Regions from separate parts of the Homo sapiens genome. Here region 1 is linked to region 2. Evidence: chromatin contacts called from ENCODE Hi-C or POLR2A ChIA-PET data. All regions are on one chromosome and are shown on one strand. Each heading gives the region's core, a stretch centred on a gene start or an enhancer-like site at or near the end of the contact. The rest is flanking DNA. Distances are from core to core; before and after follow the strand shown.

The links. Hi-C counts contacts between places; a loop is a spot of excess contacts on that map. ChIA-PET counts read pairs that join two places held with the same protein, here RNA polymerase II (POLR2A). Pooled maps may share reads with other maps.
Region 1: a pooled map shows a loop between it and region 2 (2.8-fold over the local background). The contact joins two enhancer-like sites. A Hi-C loop is called at or near these places in 1 of 168 maps with a recorded cell type or tissue (endothelial cell of umbilical vein) and 3 of 50 pooled maps. POLR2A ChIA-PET finds 5 or more read pairs at or near these places in 3 of 52 experiments (MCF 10A, WTC11 and activated naive CD4-positive, alpha-beta T cell).

What each region holds. Positions count from the first base shown.
Region 1 is chr9:113,588,681-113,591,380 of GRCh38, forward strand. It overlaps RGS3 (regulator of G protein signaling 3), which reads left to right. Exons shown (of 23, transcript NM_001394167.1): 19 at 2,653-2,700. Among named protein-coding and RNA genes, the nearest start is that of RGS3, 130 kb to the left of the region's middle. RefSeq lists enhancers at 287-788, 789-1,288. Within about 2 kb of position 1,416, at least 13 of the 41 ENCODE cell types and tissues checked have a DNase peak (open chromatin) inside an H3K27ac peak, as active enhancers do.
Region 2 is chr9:113,681,123-113,683,822 of GRCh38, forward strand. It overlaps LOC105376223 (a long non-coding RNA gene), which reads left to right. Exons shown (of 3, transcript XR_930254.3): 3 at 784-2,700. Among named protein-coding and RNA genes, the nearest start is that of ZNF618, 190 kb to the right of the region's middle. Within about 2 kb of position 1,303, at least 4 of the 41 ENCODE cell types and tissues checked have a DNase peak (open chromatin) inside an H3K27ac peak, as active enhancers do.

The DNA.
Region 1 (2,700 bases), core at 166-2,665, 92 kb before region 2:
TGAACGCTCAATAAATAATGGCAAAACCCATGCTAGCTGAGAGTACTTGCTCACTGCTGTGTGTTGGGCGCTGTGCTGAGCACGTCCCCGTGTTAACTTACATAATCCTCACCACAGCCCTTTGAGGGAAGTCCGGTTATTACCCGCATTTTACAAATAAGGAAACTGAGGCACAGAGAGGGATGTAACTGAGCTAAGGTCAATGAGCTAATAAATGATTGAGCTAAGCTTCAAATCCAGGCAATTAAAAATCTACACTCTTAATCATTACTATAATTACAGTTATAATTACAGTAAGAATTATAATTATTGTTCCAAGAGGTGGTGAGCTCCTAGTCCCTGGAGGTGGCTGGATGAGGCTGGGCAGGGCCCAGGGATTCTGCCTGGAGTGAAGGAAGGGCTGTATGGTCCTGGACTCACCTCCATCTGCTTTTCAGCTGGACAAGGTCACATAGTGAGACAGTGGGGAGAAGATGGAAAGGAGAATCCCTTTGGAGGGCCTTTGCAGACTAGGCCCTGGGCAGGCATTGATGCAGCTGTGGGAGGGGAGGGAAGAGTCTGAGGAGCCACTCTGGCCCCCTCCAAGGTCAGAGGCCAAAGCCTCCCTGCAGCTATGGTGAGTCCCTAGGGCTGGGAATCAGAACCCGATTTTTTCACCTCAATTTCTCCTTGGCTCACAGGCTCTTTTTGGTGCTGGGGTTTCCCCAGCAGCCCAGGGGGCTGACTCCTAGGGCCAGAGCTGCCCAGCCCCTCTGTCAGGCTGCTAGGCTTGGGTCAGTCCCTGCTGAAGACACTCTCCTCCCCACAGTGGAAGGAAGAGCCCATTTCCCAGCAGCGCAGAGGCTGAGGATGGCGGCTGGGTGGGAGTGGTCCCCAGGCCCATTGTGTGGAGCCGATAAAGTACGGAAGCTGAGGTTAGAATGGGAGGAAGCCCAGGGCCCGAGGGCTCTTTCCCACGGGTGGGGGCCTTGGGCATGGCCTTGCCAGGCCAGCATGAGTGCAGCCTGTATGTGCACTGAAGGGTGCCCTGAATGGTGACAGTGGTAACACTCACTGGGCAATGACCACTGGTTACTGAGGTTAGCGTGGGTGCCAGGACTGGGCCTTGGGGTCCAGAGTTTATCCTGGTGAACCTTCCATCAGCCCTGTGAAGTGGCTGTCACTATGCCTAAGCCATAGCTAAAAAAATGGAAGCCGAGAGGCTAGGAAACTTACCCAAAGTTGGTGAAAGCAGGATTTATATCCAGGTCTGGTTCCAAACACTTGCTCTGAAATCACACACCATACGGTGTGTGCCTCTGTGTGCACGTACACACATGTATGTTTACAACTCTGGTGGGGCAGCATTCTCAGGAAGGAGGCAGCACTTCCCGAGTCTTTCACAGGAAACATTAAAATGTGTTCTGACCTTGCATTTTTGAGTAGCAGCATCCTCTGGTGGAGAAACACAGGCCTTGAATTGAGGCAGATTCCAGCTCTGTCACTTACATGCTGGGTCTCCTTGGGGAAGTGACTTAAATTCTCTGAGCCTCTATTTACTTTATAGGTTTATTGTGAGGTTTAATGAGATAGTATCTGAATTATGCCCCATCCAGGGTCTGGCCTATAGTATGAGCTAAATGAAGGTGTAATTCATCCATCCATCCACTCATCCACTCCTTCATCCATCCACCCACCCACCCACCCATCCATCTATTCACCCATGCATTCATCTACCATCCACCCACCCACCCACCCATCCATCTATTCACCCATGCATTCATATATCCATCCACTCATCCATCCATCCACCCATCCATCCATCTATCCACCCACCCACCCATATATTCATCCATCCATCCATCCATCCACTCATCTATCCATCCACCTATCCACATATCCATCCATCCATCCATCCATCCATCCATCCATCCATCCATCCATGCAGGTGGGAGACTCACAAAAGCATCCCCCGAGGAAGGAATTGCACATGGAGATGAAGACCTTCTGTTGGTTGGAAGGCAGAGTTGAGGAGGTTGCTGAAGTAGGGGCCAGGCTGGAGAGATAACTGAAGGAATAACTGAATGGAACTTTCTGCCCTGATCCTAAGATGGTAGATCCAGTCGTGTTACGGAGTTTGAATGTTATCCCGAGGGCACTAGGGAGCCATGGAAAGCTATAAGGCAAGAGAGGTGCACTCAGGCCTGTGTAATGATTTATTTTATACACTGCTGACCATCTCAGGTCTCCTTTGAACTTCAGAATCCTGACTTAATCATTATGATCCTGATTTTAGAAATTAAGGAATAGAGGCTTAGAGAGGGGCAGGGATTGGCCTAGTGACACAGCAGAAGCCCTGCCCTCTCACCTGCTCACTGCCTGCAATGAAGCCTCTGTCCTGAGTGCCAGCCGTCTGGCTTCTCCCCAGTGAGCTGGGGACCTGACTGTCCCAGGAGGAGATCCCTGTGGCCGGAGAGTCTGCCAGGCCGATTCCACTTCATGGCCAGGCTGTTCCCAGCAGTGGGGTTTCCCTCCCTCACCTGTGTGCCGCGGGTGGGGGCTTTGGGGATGGAAGGGGCTGGTGGCAGGGAATGTTGGGTCTCTGAGCCTCTGTTTACTTAGGCAGGAGTTCCTGGGTGCCCAGACTGCATCGTGTCTGTCTTCTCTCCGCAGATGAGCGGGGCTGACACCGTTGGGGATGATGACGAAGCCTCCCGGAAG
Region 2 (2,700 bases), core at 53-2,552:
TAGAGGCTCTCCAGATCTTCTGTGTGACCTTGGGCCAAACTCCTCTCCTCTCTGGGCCCTGTTTCCTCTTCTCTAAAATAAGGAGACTTGGCTGGATAATTTCCAGGCCACCCTTTCTGGCATTGACTACATACAAAATTTTGTGATGTTCCCAAAAGTCCAACAGGCAACCTGACTGTCATAGGTGATCCTGGTCAGATTTGATCTCCAGAGTCTGAAGAAAGAATTTAGCATGGATGGAGAGGAGTATTTAGCAAGTACCTGCTCTGTGTGCTACACGTTTCATGCATGTACTTCATGTTCATTCAATCGCCGCCACAATGTGATGAGGCCGGTCCTGTTATCCCCCTTTTACAGATGGGGAAACTGAAGATCAGAGTGAGGATGTGGCTTGTCCACATACCTGAGGAGTGGTGGATCCAGGATTAGCCTCCAGTACCCCATAGTACCCCCGTAAGAGCATCCCTCATCAGAGCATGCTTGGTAATCTCCTGTTTATCTAGCTGTGTCCAGTCTAGACCATGAGTTCTGAGTAGCAGGGACTGTATTTTAGGCTTTGTATCTCCAGGTGCCAGCACAAGGTCTGGCCCACAAGAGATGATCATTGAGCATTGTTGAATGAATCCATGAATGAACAGATGAATGAATGGAACACTCCAGAGCTCATGCCATCCCCTGCACTAACTGCACGGGATGGTCTCTGTGGGAAGAAAAAGAGGGGTGTGGGGAGACAGGCTCAGATGGAATCCTCAGTTATGTGACTAACGGCTTTGTCTCATTCAGTTCCTAGGCCCAGATGTCCACCCTCCTTCACGAGCTCAGAATTGAGCTCGTATCGCCAACATGTTTTGCGGAAATGCTCATATCAACACTTGGTGAACCAGGAAGACTGTACCCTCATTCCTTTCTCCTGCTGCCTGCTAGGTTGAGTTAGAAAGCTTACTCTCGAGTTTTACTGGCTTGCTTGTGCTTTTTGGCATTTTCAAAATTTTGTACAATGATCTTCAAAAAGCAAAAATACATTAATTTTTTTAAAGGTAGGATCCATATGAGATTGGATCTTCATCTTCTAACACTTTGGAGAACAGAAAAGTGGTATTTGGAGATATAATCTTCATAAGAATTGTGGCACTGAATAAAAGAGCACTGGAAGAGGAAAGAAACATAAAGGAAAGAAAGGAAAAGAAAAGACCAAAAGAAAAGCAAGGCTCCACTTGCAAATGAGAGAGCAACTTGGAAAACCTGCCACTCACTACCACTGATGCCCACAAGAGGGCGTCTCAGGGTCATCCGGAAGGCAAAACTCAAGTCCAAGATCCGCTTCCCAGCAGCTGGAAATGACCAATGAGTAGGTTCTGGAATATCAGCAATGACCCTGGCTCTCCAGCACTTTACAGTTTACATTAGACTCTCCTCCCCGACGTCATTTGCACCTCCCAAGGCCAGTTCTCCCGGTGGTTTCCAGCCCTGGGGCGTTTGTGGTTCTCTCTGCCTAGTGGGATGCAACTGGCATTTAGTGTTTGTCCGTATGTGGGTGTGGCTGGGGAGGGCAGAGAGGCAAACAGCCCCGCACAAGCTGTACAGTCCCCCTCATCAAGATGTGGCACTCCCTCTTTGCCAATAGCAACTCCTTTTTGAAACACTGGGCCTGAAGCAATCATCTTGAAGACATTTTTCATCAATCTTGTTGAAATCAACCTGGTTTTTCAAAATAGAGGAAGCACATCAATGAACAGACAGCCTTGCCCCATTTCTTCTGGGAAGAGTCACAGGAGGGCCTGCAGTGGGCAGGCAGGGACCGTGTCTTTTCTCTACCACACTGGGAAGGGAGGGAAGGGGGGCAACTTGGCTGAAACCCACAATGGGCACTTAGCATATGTTGTCACTTTTAGGGCCCACAACAACCTAGGAGGGAGATATCAATTATCCTCATTTTACAGATAGGAAGACAGAGGCTCAGAGACGTTCAGCCATCTGCCTGATGCCACCCAGCTTTTCAGAAACACATAGAATCAAGATTTTTTTTTTTTTGAGACTGAGTTTTGCTCTTGTTGCCCAGGCTGGAGTGCAATGGGGCGATCTCAGCTCGCTGCAACCTCCACCTCCTGGGTTCAAGCGATTCTCCTGCCTCAGCCTCCTGAGTAGCTGGGATTACAGGCGCCCACCACCACGCCCAGCTAATTTTTTTATTTTTAGTAGAGATGGGGTTTCACCATGTTGGCCAGGCTGGTCTCAAACTCCTGACCTCGTGTTCCGCCCACCTCGGCCTCCCAAAGTGCTGGGATTACAGGCGTGAGCCACCATGCCCAGCCAGAATCAAGATTTTTAACCCCAGAAAGGCCCAGGCTCCCCCAGCCCCACCACGGCTTCTATTGAGGCAGATACCAGCTTGGAGGTGGTTTTCCGAGAAGCCGTGAAAAACTGGGGTGGGCTGGGCTCAGGCTGTGACTCAGGGGGCCAAATTACCCCCTCCAGAATTCTAGCAGGCTGCGGGGAGGCCCATCTCTGGTTCAAATGTTCTGCGAGCTAGTGCATGAAATCTGTTCTTTTCCCCATTAATGCTTGCTGTACTTACACTTCTTACTATAATTACTCTGCAGTAATTAACAAGGGAAAATAACACATCTGGGTCTATACTTCGGCTCCAAACAGATGTACAAGATGCAGAGGCATGCAGAGGTCCTTTCACTTATTCGGCAA